Linked DNA regions of Homo sapiens: region 1 is linked to region 2. Evidence: chromatin loops called from intact Hi-C (ENCODE). Cell type or tissue: heart left ventricle. All regions are shown on one strand. Each heading gives the region's core, and the rest is flanking DNA. Links, peaks and the distances in the headings are about the cores only. Region 1 has its middle 38 kb from the start of ASIC2-AS1. Region 2 has its middle 190 kb from the start of ASIC2-AS1.

Evidence for each region. A loop is a pair of places that touch in the nucleus more often than their neighbours do. Peaks named below come from ENCODE experiments on the same cell type or tissue, not always from the same donor. Only the 100,000 strongest peaks of a DNase experiment are listed, where the experiment ranks them.
Region 1: a loop joins it to region 2, with 3 times the contacts of the local background. A loop is called at or near these places in 21 of 110 quality-filtered maps.

The regions. Positions count from the first base shown.
Region 1 is chr17:33,517,297-33,525,627 of GRCh38, reverse strand. It overlaps a transcript of ASIC2 not described here. Among named protein-coding and RNA genes, the nearest start is that of ASIC2-AS1, 38 kb to the left of the region's middle. In heart left ventricle, for the core only: CTCF peaks have their summits at 3,449 (motif pointing right), 3,648 (motif pointing right) and 5,012 (motif pointing left); DNase peaks (open chromatin) are centred at 3,690 and 4,987; H3K27me3 peaks cover 447 bases.
Region 2 is chr17:33,747,928-33,756,258 of GRCh38, reverse strand. It overlaps a transcript of ASIC2 not described here. Among named protein-coding and RNA genes, the nearest start is that of ASIC2-AS1, 190 kb to the right of the region's middle. RefSeq lists enhancers at 4,840-5,377, 4,601-5,759, 5,378-5,917. In heart left ventricle, for the core only: a CTCF peak has its summit at 4,944 (motif pointing right); a DNase peak (open chromatin) is centred at 4,978; H3K4me3 peaks cover 362 bases; H3K27me3 peaks cover 3,163 bases.

The sequences.
Region 1 (8,331 bases), core at 288-8,287, 230 kb after region 2:
CTGGATCTCCATGTCTGCAAGGCAGGAGGTAGGGAGGGGAAGATGGAGATAAAGTGAGGGATAACAAGGATAAGCCAGAACCCGTGAGCCCGAGCTGGAATTACACCAGGTTGGACTAAGACCCCTGTCAGTTTTATTGCTCTGACCTTGACGGTGAGGGTTTCCTGCAGAAGATAGGGTCCTTCATCACAGAACAAAGCTCACTCATCTGGCCAGGAGGCAGAGAAGCTGTAGATATTTCCAAGGGGTGGTGGAGTGGTAGCCTCACACAAACAGCCAGCAGCTAAGCGACAAGATATGTGAGCTACAAAGGGGCTGCTTCACTCTGCCCTCCACACCTCCCACATGACTCTCTCGTGTCCGCCCTACTCAGAAAGACCTGGTGGCAGGGAATGCTAGGAAGTGTTGCGCAGTCTAGCCATGTAGGCACACAACTCAGCCAGCATGCCCTCCTGTTCCATGCACATGACTGAGGCTGACTACAGGACTCAGTGAGGGGAAGGCAGCCCAAGTAGAGGGAACGTCAAGAATAAGAGCACAGAGACAGGAATGACACAGGTATCGGTGATGGGGGAACAGAAGAGACTGGGATTCATATTGTAGGTATAATGAAGATAGACTTTGAGGGTCACAAGGACCTTTGGCCTTTCCTGTGCCCTGGAATCACATTCCCAAGGGAGCTGCTGGGCTCCCTAGGCACTGTCTACACTCTCAGCTGGACTCACTTATGACTAAGTTAAATACATCTGGGAGGAAGCCCAGCGCTGTAATGTGCACCTGTAGTCTCTACTACTTGGGAGGCTGAGGCAGGAGGATCACTTGAGGACAAGAGTTCAAGGCCAGTCTGGGCAACATAATGAGACCCTGTCTCTAAATAAACAAACAAATAAATAACACTTGGGAGGCAGGTGAGTGGATGGAGGTGGAGGGACTCAAACTGGGGACCTCATTCTCGTGAGCAGCAGCATGACCCAACTCAGCTAAGCTGCCACACCAAGCCAGCACCTCCCCACCATCCTCGTTAGCCATATGCATATACACCTAACAAGCTGTGACACCCCCTCCCAGTGCACACCTCCGAATGAGTCTACACTTCACCCAGAACATACAGAAACAATACTGGTAAAAGACCACCTTTCTTGTTTTACATAAATTCTCATTTCCATCATACCTGTATGGGGAGAACTCATTCTCTCAACTCCAATCAAAGAGACCAAGCTCCCACTTCTGGTTCACAATTTGCTGGCTATGCAATCTTGGGCAAGTCAGCCAATCTCTCAGAGGCTTCATTTCCTCCTCTGTGAAATGGGAATAATAATACTTACCCTGACGATGTACTGGGAAGGCTAAAAAGGGGATTCTATGCACAGTGTCTCTATATAAGGAACCCAACAACGGTATATCAGCACATTCTGACTGGAGGGCAAAGAATTTGGAGGCAGGGATTAGCAAGAACTGGGCAGAATCTCAGAGGCTGAGCCTGGGGATGGTGAGAGAAACTCCTGAGCCCAGCCAGACTAGGACACCAGCATTGGCCCAGGGGCATGCTGAGTTGCTCCTGAAAGTGAAAGATACCTGCTCAAAGCTGAGAGGAGCTGGAGAAGGTTGAGGCTGACCCCTGAGTGTATGACTGAAAGAGACAAGAAGGCCCAGGGGTCATCCGAAGAGTTGATTTAGAGCAAGATTAGATCAATTTCCTGAGGCTATGCTATGGATGAGAACTGCATGGAGACAGCACTTACATCATGAGAGCAGGAACTTCCCCTCCGTCCCAGCTGTTCTGAGATTGCAGCCCAGTGAAGGGTGAGCTTCCCCTCCCTGGAGCTACATCAGCCGTGAGTAGATGACTAGTTGGTAGAGTGAGCACAGAGGGCCTTTCCAAGCACAGAGACAGAGCACAGAACTGGGTGTCTTCGAGATTATTTATAACAACGGGAAAGTGTCATTTTCTGAGTCAGTGTTCACATGGGAAGGGGAACCTGCCAGAAGCCAAGCCCTGTGCTAGGAGCCAGGAATGCATTATGCTACTTAAACCTCTAAGCAACCCTCTGCAGGAGGTTTTATGATCCTAGCCGGGCACAGTGGTTCACGCCTGCAATCCCAGTACTTTGGGAGTCCCGGTGGGTGGATCACTTGAGGCCAGGAGTTCGAGACTAGCCTGGGCAATATGGTGAAACTCCATCTCTACTATAAATACAAAACAATTAGCTGGATGTGGTGGTAGGTGCCTGTAATTCCAGCTACTCGGGAGGCTGAGGCACGAGAATTGCTTAAATCTGGGAGTAGGAGGTTGCAGTGAGCCCAGATGGTGTCACTGCACTCCAGCCTGGGCAACAGAGTGAGACTCCATCTCAAAAAGTAAATACATAAAAAATAAAGATGGCTTTGTGATCCTCATTTTAGAAATCAAGAAACAAAGTTTCAGAGGGGCTGAGTACTTTACCAAGATGACAAAGACAGTGAGTCCATTGCTGGAATTTGACCTCAGAACTAGGGTCCTTCATCACAGAACGAAGAGAAAAGAGAAGGGTCTTTTCCTTAAGACAGAAGAATCTGCAAAAAGAAGATTGAGGCCCAGCTCAGAAGATGGGTGTCCTGACACTTCTTGTCACCCACTTGCTGTGTAGATCACTTTCCTTCCTGCAACCTGGCTTGATCATGTGCTGATCTCTCTTGGGCTTGCGGTGGGTGGGGTAGGGGGAGCCAGGGGTTGCCCTGGCCTTTGTTCTGGGCAGCCCCAGGACTGCACGGTGCAGAGCGGGAGGCAGTTTTCAGGGATATTGCGATGCCACACGGCTTCAGTGTCTGTGTCTGCACTGGAGGTGGCGCTCTCGTGTGTCTGTTCTTGTGGGAATTCATGGCACCGCAAATAAAACTAACACTTGGATTTTCAAAACACTTGGATTTTCAAAGTTATAATCTAGGGCAGACAAGAATTCTTATTCCACAGATGAGAAAACTGAAAATCTCAATGAAAGAAACTGATAGTCACTGAGTCCTGTGAGGGACTCTTTACTGCGTCCTCTCACTTAGCACCCAAGGCAATTCTGGGAGACGGGAATTACTGTTCCTATTTCACAGATGAGGAAACAGAGGGTCAGAGAAGTTTAGTGAGTTGCTCAAAGTCAAAGAACTAGAAAGGGGCAGGATTCCAACCATGGTCAGAACTACTGCCAAGCCGCTGCCCCTACAAAGACACCTCAGGGCCCCCCACAGGTGGGCCTCAGCCCACAGCAGGAGCCGGTGGGCCTTCAGCTCACTCCTGCAGGGAAGACTCGGTTTCTCAGAGGAGTCCGAATGCTCTGCAAATGTAGGCCTTCAGGAACGGGGGAAATAATTCATTGACCCTTTAAGATTCAATATCATATTAGCAGGAGCTAGAATGGGGAGCAGATAGGACTGGAGGTTTGGGGGGCTGGTGGGGAGCCCACGAGGGGGTACTGAGCAGAGGGCACAAGGCTGCCTGGTAGGGACAGCAGTGACAGGAAGGAGTGGGGGGACTGACAAAGAAGTGCCATGGGTCAGAATTTTGCCATCCCTGACCCTTCCTGACAGGATGCTCCTCTATGCAGCCCCGGAACCCACCCAGCCAGCTGGCTTTGCTCAGCTATCCCATAGGCCAGGCAGCGGCTGCCCAGCAGAGGGCCCCCTAGCCCTGGCTGAACCACACTGCCCGCAGTTGCCAGAGGGCCTCCCTGCCCGCCTAGGTGCCAGGTGATGGGGGAAGGGGCCTGCCTGCCATGCACACCCAGAGGAACAGCCTGGGTCCCCTCTTGTCAGGTGTCTTCAGAGGCCCCACATCAGGGTTCTGAGGAGCGGGGATGAGGTTTTGCAAGGTATGGCCTTTGAGGGTAGATGATGACCGTGGGGCATGAATGCTGGGCTCCAGTCCTAGCAGTGCCATCAGGTTACGTGACTTGAGCAATTCCTTCCCCTCCCAGAACTCAAATCCACCCGCACTGTAGACTAGAAGATTCTCAACAGTCCCTCCAGCTCTGCCAGTCGGATCCAACATCTTCCTTGCCCATCTCTGCCAGACTCTCAGCAGGCTCTCACGGGACCCCAGCTGGGCTGTGCACCCTGCTCTGTGTACCCACTGGGAGAGACTGACTCCTTGGTCATGTGGCTACTTCTGTCTCCAGGACTTCGGGGGCGTTGGCCGCATCAGAACTGGGCCATCCCTGCCCTACAGTCACCATGGCTGCTGTACCTCTTGTGTCCCTGTGTGCCACACTCAGAGTGAATAACTGTCAGCAAGGCTGGCCCCGAGTGGCAGGCGCATTATCCAGGGGCCCTCTTTACCTCCCACCTCCCCCTGCAGAGCCAAATAATTCATTCAATTTCAGCTAATTTGCATCCTTCAAAAGATACCCCTTGGCCGACGACAGTGTTGAGCCCCTGCTTACCCAGCTCCAGAGGCCTTTATTTGCTACTTCTCCCGCAAGAGGCAAAGTGCTGTGTGGACCCAGCCCAGCCTGAGTCCCAAGTCCCGAGACCTAATCTGCCAGTTCGCCACGAGACTGCCTTGAGGTTATTGAACCTTGTCTGTAGAATTCCTGCCTGCCTGTTATGAAATAATAATAATAATTATTATTATTCAGACTCCTGGCTGCCATAAGCCAGCAATGCCAACATCAGTACCTTCTCTTCGAAGTTTTTGCTTTTCCAAAGTAGTCCAACATGATTCCAGCACCCACACACCCAGGCAGGTGAGGCAAGCATCCCCTAGCCTGCTGGTTCCACAGGCTTAACCCCAGGGCCTGAATGTCAATTTCAAAATACCCTTTGTCATTTCCCCCTGGGGAAGAGGCAGATTCCCAGAAACAGAACTCCCTGCTATCTCAGAACTCCAAGACAGGAACACAGGTGAGGCCCAGGGATACATTTGCTGTGAAGCAAATAAAGTTTTAAGCTTTGGGGCCGCTCACTTGCTCCTCCACCCTTCATAGCCCCAAGAGGGGCCCTGTCCGTGGGTAAGGGGATCAGCCAGACTGTGGGCTCACTGCCGCCCTCTCGTGGTCTCTCTCCAAACTGTCCCTCCTGAGGCTCCTTGTGTGCTGAACATTGCTGGGCACCAAATTAATACGACTGTACTGGACTGGGTGATTAATCCCAGGTGGCCATTCACCAAACTATCCTTCCAGCTCCTCGTGTGTTGGACATAGTTAGGCATACTAATTAATACAACCTCCCAGTTAACCACTGGACCAGGTATTCCTCTGAGTAAATGCTAGAGCATGGTGTAGCTGTGACAAACACTGGCCAAAGAGCGTATGTTCTGCAGGTGCAGACACAAGAATGAATTCGCGAGTGATTTTCATGCTTCCCCACTGACCCTGTCTTTCTGTCCCGTATCCTTGTTCATTCCTTTCTGCCTGGACAGTGTTTCTTCAAGTAGAACAGCTATACTTCTAATCACAACAGGATTATTACCCTGTGACTACAATGCATTTATTAATGACCCTCCCCCAAATCTAACAGCCAAAGAGGCCCCTGGGGAGGGGCCACAATAAGCCAGAATTCTCGTTGCAAAGATACCCTCTGCTCATAATCAGCTCTTGGATGGTAGGAATAGCAAGGAATGGCAATAATTAACACATGAATGTTTAACAGCATTTGTTTCTCTGATTCCTGGGCTGTACTGAACAGTCATAAAAATTGTTTTCTCTCTGAAGCATAAAAAATGTTCTGAAATCACCTGGTGCATTCACAGATGTGCTGATTAACTGTGGCCTGGAATGTCACAGTGACCACGACCCAGGCTTTGCTCTTGGTCAGTTGAAGTTCCTGGCTCACTCTCGGTTACAGCAACCTGCGTGGGTGGCCTGAAGTGAGGTCAAGTTTGACAGACGGTCTAGCAGTGCCTGGGCACAGAGATTATTCCCACTCTCCTTAAAAAGACCTTCCTTAAGGAGGCCTCCTCCTCCTCCCTAAGGAAAGTGCTAAATCCAGTCCTTTCCAAGCCCAGTGGTGGTGATTAAGCTGCCTACCTGCTCAAAATGCAGCAGTTTTTCCATGACAGTGAGCCGAGACCCACTTGTGCGCTGATTAACATGGAGACTCCTGGACTCTACCCAGAGAGTCTGATCCCATGAACCTGGAAAGTGGCATAGAAATCCAGATTTGAATAAAGCATCCCAGATGGTTCAGGTGCATGTGTTTGCAAAGCCTAGGTAGAGAAATACGGGGGTCATAGCTCGTCAAATGTCAGAGCTCAAAAGCTGCCCCACAAGCCCGAGGCCAACTGTGTTTAAGGGGGTGCTCAGTGGAAAGAGAGGAAAGGAGAAGGGTAACAAGCTGGGCGGCTTCCAGCATTCCTCCCTCACTTCCACCAGAGCCGCTCTGCTTCTATTTGTATAACGGAAGGGCCAAGAGCAAGGCCTTATGGCCTCCCTCCATGAGTTCAAGTCACTTACAAGCCGTGTGACCTTGGGTAAGCTACTTCACCTCTCTGTGCTGTGGCTGCCTCCTCTGTAAAATGGGATGATGATTAAAAAGAGTAGTTATCGGCCCGGCGCGGTGGCTCACGCCTGTAATCCCAGCACTTTGGGAGGCCGAGGCGGGCGGATCACGAGGTCAGGAGATCGAGACCATCCTGGCCAACATGGTGAAACCCCGTCTCTACTGAAAATACAAAAAATTAGCTGGACGCAGTGGCGGGCGCCTGTAGTCCCAGCTACTCGGGAGGCTGAGGCAGGAGAATGGCGTGAACCCGGAAGGCGGAGCTTGCAGTGAGCCGAGATCACGCCACTGTACTCCAGCCTGGGTGACAGAGCGAGACTCCATCTCAAAAAAAAAAAAGAGTAGTTATCTCACAGGGCCACTGTGGGATTAAATCAGTTAATGTGTCCAAAGCATTTAAGAACAGCTTTAGGAACACACTAAGCATTTATTCTTGCATATTAGCTTTCATAATATTATCTCATATATTGTAATGAGGCAGTAACATTGTATTCACTTTATTTGTTGTAAGGTGTAATTTGGAAAATGAAGGTGCTATTGTTTTTTAAAAGCCTCATAAGTAGTGTATCAGTCCAACCAATTCATTTTATGGATGGGTAAACTGAGGCCCCAGGGAGAGAACAGCTGGTGGAGGCCACACGGCAAATGGAAGCAGGAAAGGAACCCACCCAGATCTGATGGAGCTTAGTGCTCATGGTGCCCCAGCCCACTGCACCTGCTGCCTCCCTCAGGAAGTCAGCTCCAGCTGATGGCAAGTTTGGCCTTGCCCCCTGCCACATCATGCAGGGGCTGGGACTCCACCAACCTTAGCCTTTTTCAGAGCCCACGTGGGCAGCATTTCTCAGTCTCTCCTTCGCCCGCACTTCCATTGGCTTCAAACGCCATGGCTATCAAAAATAAGCTCACATCCTGGAGGTATCTGTTTCTAGAGCTTACTCTTAGGTTTCAATTTCCAAATTTCTACAGAGTTCAGGCGTTATTGAGGAGCTCAGGACTGATAGCCAAGAGGACATTTTCTATTAGCCCTTCTCCAAAAAAATCAAAAAGAGGCCAGGATGACACTCATCTCTTGCACTGTTCCTGCACATCAGAGGGGCAAATAGATATTTGTGTTCAAGAGGATGATGATCAGAGGCTGGGATCAGGACTGGGTGCCCTCTCTGGACTTCCAGGCCAGCTCCCAGCATGCAGCCTGCGGTCGTTACACTCCAACACATGGTTCTTCCTCCTTGTGTAGTTCCCACCCACATTGCAACAGGCTTGGTCTAGGCGACCTATGAAGGAAGTGATTATTATGTATTTTATTTTATTTTTTTATTATGCTTTAAGTTTTAGGGTACATGTGCACAACGTGCAGGTTTGTTACATATGTATACATGTGCCATGTTGGTGTGCTGCACCCATTAACTCGTCATTTAACATTTGGTATATCTCCTAATGCTATCCCTCCCCCCTCCCCCAACCCCACAACAGGCCCCGGTGTGTGATGTTCCCCTTCCTGTATTATGCATTTTAAAAGACTGTGGCCTCTGGCTTGAGTGCTCTCTCACTTGTGTGCATTGACCCTCAGAGTAGATTCTCCAACCCCAGTTAAGTCTTCAAATACTGCAGCCCCCAGCTGGCATCTTGACTGCAACCTCACAAGAGACCTCGGCTAGAATCACTCCGCTAGGCTACTCCCAACTCCTGACCCACAGAAACCATTTGTTATAAATTGCTAAGGTGTAGGGTAATTTAATACGCAGCAAAAGGCCAGATGCCATGGCTCGCGCCTGTAATCCCAGCACTTTGGGAGGCCGAGGTGGGTCGATCACTTGAGGTCAGGAGTTTGAGACCAGCCTGGCCAACATGGTGAAACTCCATCTCTAC
Region 2 (8,331 bases), core at 216-8,215:
AGCCAAGGCTGGCATTGAATAGGTCAGTGGTCAGCAGTCCAAAGGCTCTGGGGAGACATTGATGACCTGTGGTCAGGTGCCCTGGCTGGCTGAAGGCCATGCCACTTATCCTGTTGGTCCATTTGAAGGTTGTCTTGTTCATTGATCAAGCCTGTTCAGATCATGCTGATAGAGTATTGGGGTGCAATGTTCAATTACAGGGAAAACGGGAAGCAGAGCTGCCGGCTGGGTGTACTGACCATGCACACATGCGCTTAGCAAGATTGGAGCAAATGTTCCCGGTCATGATGCCCACTCCCTTCCCCACCCTGCTTATCATCCATCACCATGTTGAGGGGGTCACCCTGCACATCACAGGGGCCCTCTCTGCCCTCCTCGTGCACCTAACTTGCCTGTGAAGGCTCAGCTGCTGCAACATCTCCTCTGTAAATATCCTCTGATGCCTTCTTCACCCAGTGGGTCACCTCTTCCTTTGGTCCCCTCTGTATCCTGCGTGTTTATGTTTGCACACTCTTACGTCACGTTAGATCTAGTATTTCTTCATTACATGACTGCCTCCCTGTTCTCCTGCAAACTCCTTGAAGACCAAGAACTAATTTCCCTTTCAGTATGTCCCAAACAGAGCACAGTGTTTGGTAGATTTTGTTACCCAATGAAGGGTGTTAAATGATCAACTAAAGCATTCAGTCTCCAATGATGTCCATTCAAATGTATCATTCATCTCTAAGAGCAGGTTTCTGCTTAGCATAAGCCTATGAGCTTAGTGACATCCCAAAGAGAGACTCAGAAAGATAAACCAAACCAGGAAGGAAACATCTCCAGTGAATGATGCTGTATTCGTTTCCTGTTGCTATTGTAACACATCAGGAACTGAGAGGCTTTAACACAACACAGACATAGGGTCTTATGGCTCTAGACGTCAGAAATTGGAAATGGGTTTCACTGGGCTGAAACCAAGGTAACAGCAGGGTCGTGCTCCACACAGAAGTTTTGAAGAGAATCCATTTGCTTGCCTCTTACAGCTTTTTGGTGGCTGCCAGCATTCCTTGGCTTGTGGCCACCTCACCCTGATCTCTTCTTCACATTGTCCTCTCCTTTTCTGTAGTCAAATGTCCCCCTGCCTTCCTCTGCCCTCTCATAAGGACACTTTTGATGACCTTGACCTGACCTGAATAATCCAGAATAATCCCGTCAGCTCAAAAATCTTTAACTTAATCCCATCAGCAAAGTCCTTTTTGTTATACAAGGCAACATTCTCACTGTCTATAGGGAACTGTTCTTTTTTTTTTTTTTTTTTTTTTGAGATGGAGTCTCGCTCTGTTGCCCAGGCTGGAGTGCAGTGGTGCGATCTTGGCTCACTGCAAGCTCTGCCTCCCAGGTTCACACCATTCTCCTGCCTCAGCCTCCTGAGTAGCTGGGACCACAGGTGCCCGCCACCATGCCTGGCTAACTTTTTTTGTATTTTTAGTAGAGATGGGGTTTCACCATGTTGGCCAGGATGGTCTCGATCTCCTGACCTCGTGATCTGCCCGCCTCGGCCTCCCAAAGTGCTGGGATTACAGGCGTGAGCCACCGCACCAGCCTATAGGGAACTGTTCTTTAACACATATACTAAACCCATCAACACATTTATTTGATAATTGAAGTTTGAGCATATACTCTGCCTTAGATGCTAGAGTTATGCTGAGAAGGAACAACAGCATGAATTAGATGTAGTCTTCACCTTTCAGAGTTTGCAGTTTACCCAGGGAGAGAGATGCATAAACAATTAGCTGCTCCCAGGAGCAGGAAGCCCCCAGGAGCTCAGGGGTGACCTCTGAGCTGCTGGGCCTGCTTAGAGCTAGGAGGCCTTAGGGTATGTCCATAGCTTTATCGGAGTGTCTGTGTGACATCCGGAGCCCAGATGCTGGGAACCTTCTCACAATGAATATGCATAACCCCTCTAACCAGAAGGAACGCCACCTGCCAACTCGGATGGACTCTCCACCCCTCCCCCCACCATCATCCCTGATGTTTTAGGAGCAGAATCTGAAGATGGGCTGAGAAGAGTTGATTCTCAAAGGTGAGAGAAGAGGGGAGGGACATGCAAGGGAGAGATTCAGACAACCTACCCCATAAAGAACAGGGATAGAGAGGTGGTGCAGGGAGGCTGGGGTGGAGGAAGGGAATCAGTACCCCTTCCCACCCATCTTTTTATTTTTTGTTTTTAAAATTGATTTTTAGAGCAGTTTTAGGTGCATAGAAACATGGAGCAGAAAGTATAGAGTGTTCCTATGTACGCTCTCTTCCGGCAGCTGCAGTTTCCCCTGTTATTAACAACAGGCATTAGTGTGATATATCTGTTACAATTGATGAGCCAATATTGATACATTGTTACTGTTAAAGTGACCTAAATATGGCCTGAGAAGGACTCTGTACTTCTATATTTGAGACCTCGTGGATGAACTGTAACCTAATTTAGGAGTATGCACCTGTAACAATAGCTGAGTCTTGGCCAATCCCAGTAGCCATACTTCAAACCACTCATACACCGCCAAGTGTTCAAACCGTGTTCAAATAAGGCAAAGGATGAGCTGTAACCAATCCAGTTGTTTCTGTATCTCACTTCCGATTTCCTTACGTCACTTCCCTTTTTTGTGTGTATGAATCTTCCTCCACCACACGGCTGCACTGGAGTCTCTCTGAAGCTGCTGTGATTCTAGGGGTTGCCCCATTCACGAATTGTTCATTGCTCAATTAAACTCCTTTAAATTTAATTCAGCTGAAGTTTTTCTTTTCACATTACTAACTAAAGTCCATTGTTTACATTAGGGTTCATTCTTTGTGTTATACAATTCTATGGGTTTTGACAAATGTATGATGACGTGTGTCCACTACTACAGTATCATACAGGATAGTTTCACTGGCCAAAAAGACTCCCACCCCCAAGCTTCACCCCTTCTTCCCTCCTTTTCTTCCCCCAATCCATGGCAACCACTGATTTTCTTACTGTCTCCATAGTTTTGCCTTTTCCAGAATGTCATATAGCTGGAATCATACGGTATGTAGCTTTTGTAGATGGATTTCTTTCACTTAGCAATACATATTTAGGATTCTCCATGTCTTTCTATGGCTTGACAACCAATTTCTTTATATCACTGAATAATATTCCATTGTCTGGATGTACCACAGTGTATTCATCCACCTATTAAAGGACATCTTGATTGCTTCCATTGTTTCCAGTTCTTTGGCAATTATAAATAACATTGCTATAAACATTTGTGTGCAGGTTTTTGTGTGGATGTATGTTTTTAACTTGTTTGGGGAAATACCTAGGAGCTTGATTGCTGGATTATATGGTAAGAATATGTTTGATTCCATAAGGAACTGCCAAACTTTCTTCCAAAGTGGCTGCAACATTGTGTATTCCCACCAGCAATGAATGGGAGTTGCTGTTGCTCCACCTCCTCACCAGCATCTGGTGATGTCAGTGTTTTGGATTTTAGCCATTGTCAGAGGTGTATGTGGCATCTCACTCTTGTTGTAAGTTGCAGTTCCTTAATGACATTGATGTGGAGCATCTTTTTGTATACTTATCTGCCATCTATGTAGACCCATACCATGGATATTATTCAATGATAAAAGGAAATGGTCTATCCAGTCCCCAAAAGACATGAAAGAGTCATAAATACATATATCTTTTCTTCGGTGAGATGTCTGTTAAGATCATTGGCCCATTTTTTAATTGGGTTGCTTATGTTGCTAGTATTGAATTTTAAGAGTTCTTTGTATATTTTGGATATAATTCCTTTTTCAGATATGTGCTTTGTAAATGTTTTCTTCCAGTCTGTGGCTTGTCTTTTCATTCTTCTAACCACCCCACCTTTTGACTTTTTTTTGCTAATGAAAGCGTTCAGAGTGTAGAGTATGGGAATGATTGAGGTGGAGAGAAAGGGGTTAGAAGAAGTGGTGCTAAGGTTATAAATTAGATTCATTTTAATTTCCTCTGAGAGGTATGGAGGAAAAAGTGAAACTCTTTTTTATCTTAATTTTAATATTTTTTTAAATTTCTGTTTGAAAGGGCCGACTCTCAGAGGGCCACCAGCTGAGTCTACTCTTGGAAAAATGACCCTACTCTGTGTATGTGTTCCTGGGTCAGTCTCTACCCAGACTGCAACCTTCTAGAGGGCAGGGACTTGCCTTGCTCTTCACTCCTTCCCAGTGCCTGCTCTGTCAGGTGGTGCTTAGACGACAAATGTGGGATGTTAACAGAAGGACATCTTTAACAAGAGTAAAACCAAAGTATAATCTTCCCCACCCCCACCCCACCCCTCACCCCCACCCCCGGCTTCCCTAAGCTGGGCTGAGGAAAGCTCCAAAGCCTAGCATTCCCTCCCAGCCTCCCGCTGCCTCTCAGCACACCCGGTCTGCCCCCTAAGTCTACCAGTTCTACAGGACAGTTCATTCTTTGCTGTTGCAGCTCCCCTGACCCTCCATCAGCTGGAGTAATTGTTTCTTAATTGGACTCTAAGTCATTCTATGCAGGGAGCAGGGGAAACTAGAATTAAATGAAATCGGGATCTGAATCCAAAGGAAAGAAAAAGTAAACCAAAACGTTATACAGAAGAGTTGAAAAACAGAATGGATGAAAGCGTGAGGGATGGAGACGTATCCGTGTTTATATACATTGGTATGTTAGGAAAATCAATGGATTTGGAATTCAAAATTCTAGTCGCAATAAAAAAAAAACTATGTCCTTGAAAAAATTACTGTCTCAGACCTCAAATTCAGCATCGGTAAAAAGGGAAGACTGGTCACTTAATTTCCAAAGACCTTTCTATATCTTATCTCTTCAGAAACAGCAGCAGTTTCTGTTTATTCTAGAAGGTGGCCGCATCATTTAAAAAGAAACCAAAATACTTTGTTTTTCTGACTTTCCCAGAACAATTCCTGGCAGTGCCACTAGATGGCGGAATGAGACCACATTGGTGCCGTGTCAGGGCGGCTGCAGATCTGTATGCAGCCAAGGTAGCAGCAAGCTATGAGCCGTCTCCTGCAGGCATCTGATTAATGATAGGGCTGTAATCATCTTTACACAATCCCGACTGCAGCCCAGTTGTAGCCTAGCTGTTAAATTAAACTGAACAAATAAATATGCCAGGCAACTCAGCCTCCCCACCCGTCCCTACCCTGGGTGGCTTCCAAGCTGATTAACATATCAAAACACAAACTCAACCCTCCCATCTCCCTTCATTTTCATAACAAAAGGGGCCCCCTTTCATCTCCCAGCAACCCAATCTGTATTTAAATAGCTCTGTGAAGACTGATAACATTATTACTTTATTTCCCTGAGTCTTGCCTGGGGATCTCTCCAATGTGTTTCCCCAGGAAACTGGATGGATGTGTTTTATTAGAAAGATGAATCACCCCCTTCTCCCCATCCCCAGCTGCCTTAAGCTTCTGGTTGGGTGTAAGTAGGAAGGAAAACATACAGGAAGCTTTCTCTGAAGACTCCAGAAATCACAGATCAGCCCTGCTGAGTCCCTAGCCCAATCAGACAATGCCTGATGTCTCAATGATCTTAGATCAAAACAAAACAAACAAAGCATTATAAACAGAAAAACAAACTCTGACATCCGGGTGCACTCCACATAGGGTGCAGGTCATGGGCACTGTTCGGAGTTATTAACTGTAGGGTCTTGGGCACTAAGTCCTGTTATTAAATGTAGGGCCCTCGGCACTAAGTCATCTTGGAGTTATTAACCACTGGGCCCTAGGCACTAAGTTATTTCTGGAATGTAAAGGTTCCTAGCGAGCATCTCACCCCAGGCTCCAGGGCCTCCTGAGTGCACTGAATTTATTTTGCACAATATCGTGCACATGAGCTCATCTGAGAAGAGCATCCAGTCTTCATCAGTCTACCAAACCTCAGGAACCACCGTTTCCCCCTCAGTTCCTTGCAATCTGTTCATTTAAGGATGAGGAACCAAAGTCCAGGAAAGAGGAAGGGGTTGCCCAGGGTCCTGGATAGTCTTCTGCAGAGTGGGACAAGGGCTCTCTGGGTCTTCTGACTCCACCACATCTGCTCACCCCTCACCTGACCTCCTTGAACCTCAGTTTCTCCCTCAGGGACCCTGCACACCCACACATCACAACAACATTCCCTACACCTAGCGGAGTGGCTGGCACAGAATAGATATGCAATGGACAGGAGTAGAGGAAGGAAGTGAGGAACTGCATGAAAAACTGGAAAGTGGATATTTAGATCAAAGAGGGAGGCTGGTCCCCACAGCTGGTCCCTAACTGAGGTCCCGCCTGGCAGAAGATGGCATGGGGGGAGACTCGGGCACTCCTGAGGCTCACTGGCAGCACAGCCTTGGAGTTGGCAGCATGGGACATTTCAAGGCACACAAAGCTGGGCCCCCCAATCCTGTACCTGCCAATAACCCTCTTTCTCCAATCCACACTGGCTTTGGACGGACTTAGAAATAGAACAGGCCTGAGCATGACAGAGACCAAATTGGAGAGCAGGCAGGGCTGACGGTGAAGTGGGTGTTGACTGGAGGCTGTGTCAGGCCGGGGCAAGCTGTAAGAGAGGCAGTCGTCCTCTCCTCCCATAAGTAACAGTCTGGTGGGCATGACAAGCCCACCAAGTGACAGCTCTGAGGTGTGGGAGGGAGCCATGGAGAGGGCGGTCCAGATGGGGACAGCCAGCTCAGGATCTGTGCATGAAACTGGTGCTAAGGTTGGGACCACTAAGAAGTTCCCCTTCAATAGTGAGATCCATGTGAGAGACCCCCAGGCCCACAGGAGTAGAGGAGAGGAACAGGGGCTGGACTGGTGAAAGCGCCCCTCCCACACGGTCCGAGGAGCCCCCACCTGCACTCTTAGACAGCACTCCTGTGCTCCACAGAGAGAACGCCTCGCCGCTCTCCTCCCAGTAGAGGAAGTGAGTCCTACCAAGCAAAGATGGGGTCTTGGGGTTGGGGGAGCAGCTGGAGAAGGAGAGGGGTCTTGTTTCCCTGGGGTAGGGGGAAAGGGAGGGAAAGGGTCCTGAAGCATGCATGACAGAAAGGCCTCCAGGAGGGAGAATCACACACCACCCTTCCTGCCAGAGCTCCAGAGGAAGCTGTGCTCTTGCACCCCAACCCGGTTCTCTCCTAGGTGGTGCTGCTTCACCTTCCTGCTCCCCTGCCCAGGAGGGAAAGGAAGAAAGGAGAGCAGGAGCCAGCTTGCTCTCCTCTCACCTCTGGAGGGGCAGCCAAGTGTTCTTAGGCTGTGCCGAGGGCCCCCTGAGCCCAGGGCCATGCTGCAGACACGTGTCCTGTGTTCCCCTTGAAAAGAAGGCTGGGGAGATGTTTCCGTGGACTGTTGTCCCATGGGACTTCAGTTCCTTCCCATTTGAGCTCCTGCGTGGCTCTCGCATGCATGCGTTCCACAGATAATAATTAAAAGTCTATTGTGTACAGAGTATTACACTAATCACTTAAGAGGCACACGAAGGAAGAAAGGACATTATGAAGCCTTATATATTTATCATCCTGGAGTTCTAGAGCCGTAAGGCAGCTCAGAGATCATGAGGGCAGCTTCTATTCTCATGTGGCCCAGAAGGTGGGAGGTGGAAGGAATCCCCAGGCCACCACCGTGCCATCTCATTTTGTAGACAGGGAGGCAGAGACCAGGAGGGGCAGTATCCTGCCACTTCCACCCTACCCATGATGAGTTAGTGAATTGGGGTCTGGGTTTCTGTTTTTTCTTTCCTATCAGGAAGCCCTGCTTTTAAATAATGCACCATTATTTCTCAGGACTTCTTTCTCCCGAATGCCCTGTGAGGAAGGACTGTACTGTGTCTCCTCTTGCAGAGGCTAAATCTGAGGCCAAAGGAGTTTCCATAAACTGCTCTGGATGCAGGCCAAGCCCCTGCACTGAAGGATGGAAGAGGTGAAAGGACCAGAGTTTGGGGTTCAAGATTCCACATCTCCAGACCTGGGAGGTGGCAGTTTGCATGGGAGAAGCCCAAGAGTGCTCAGGGAAAGCTGCAAGGAATCAGGGAAGCAGGCACCAGGAGGCGGGTGCTTAAGGAGGCAGGTGGCTAGGAGGGCAAGAGATGAGAGGAACTGCCCAGAGAGTGTGGCCGGCAGAAGGGTGGGCTTTGCAGTTAGATTGAGTGGGCTCAAAGCTCAACTCTGTTACATTCAAGGCGTGCGCTCTCTAGCAAGTCGCTTAACCTTCGCAAGCCTTGACTTCCTCATCTCTGAAATGGAAATGATACTGGTACCTTCCACTTGAGGTTGTTGAGGGCCACCTGAGAATGCAGAATGTCTAGCTCATGTTACACACTGAATTAGCACT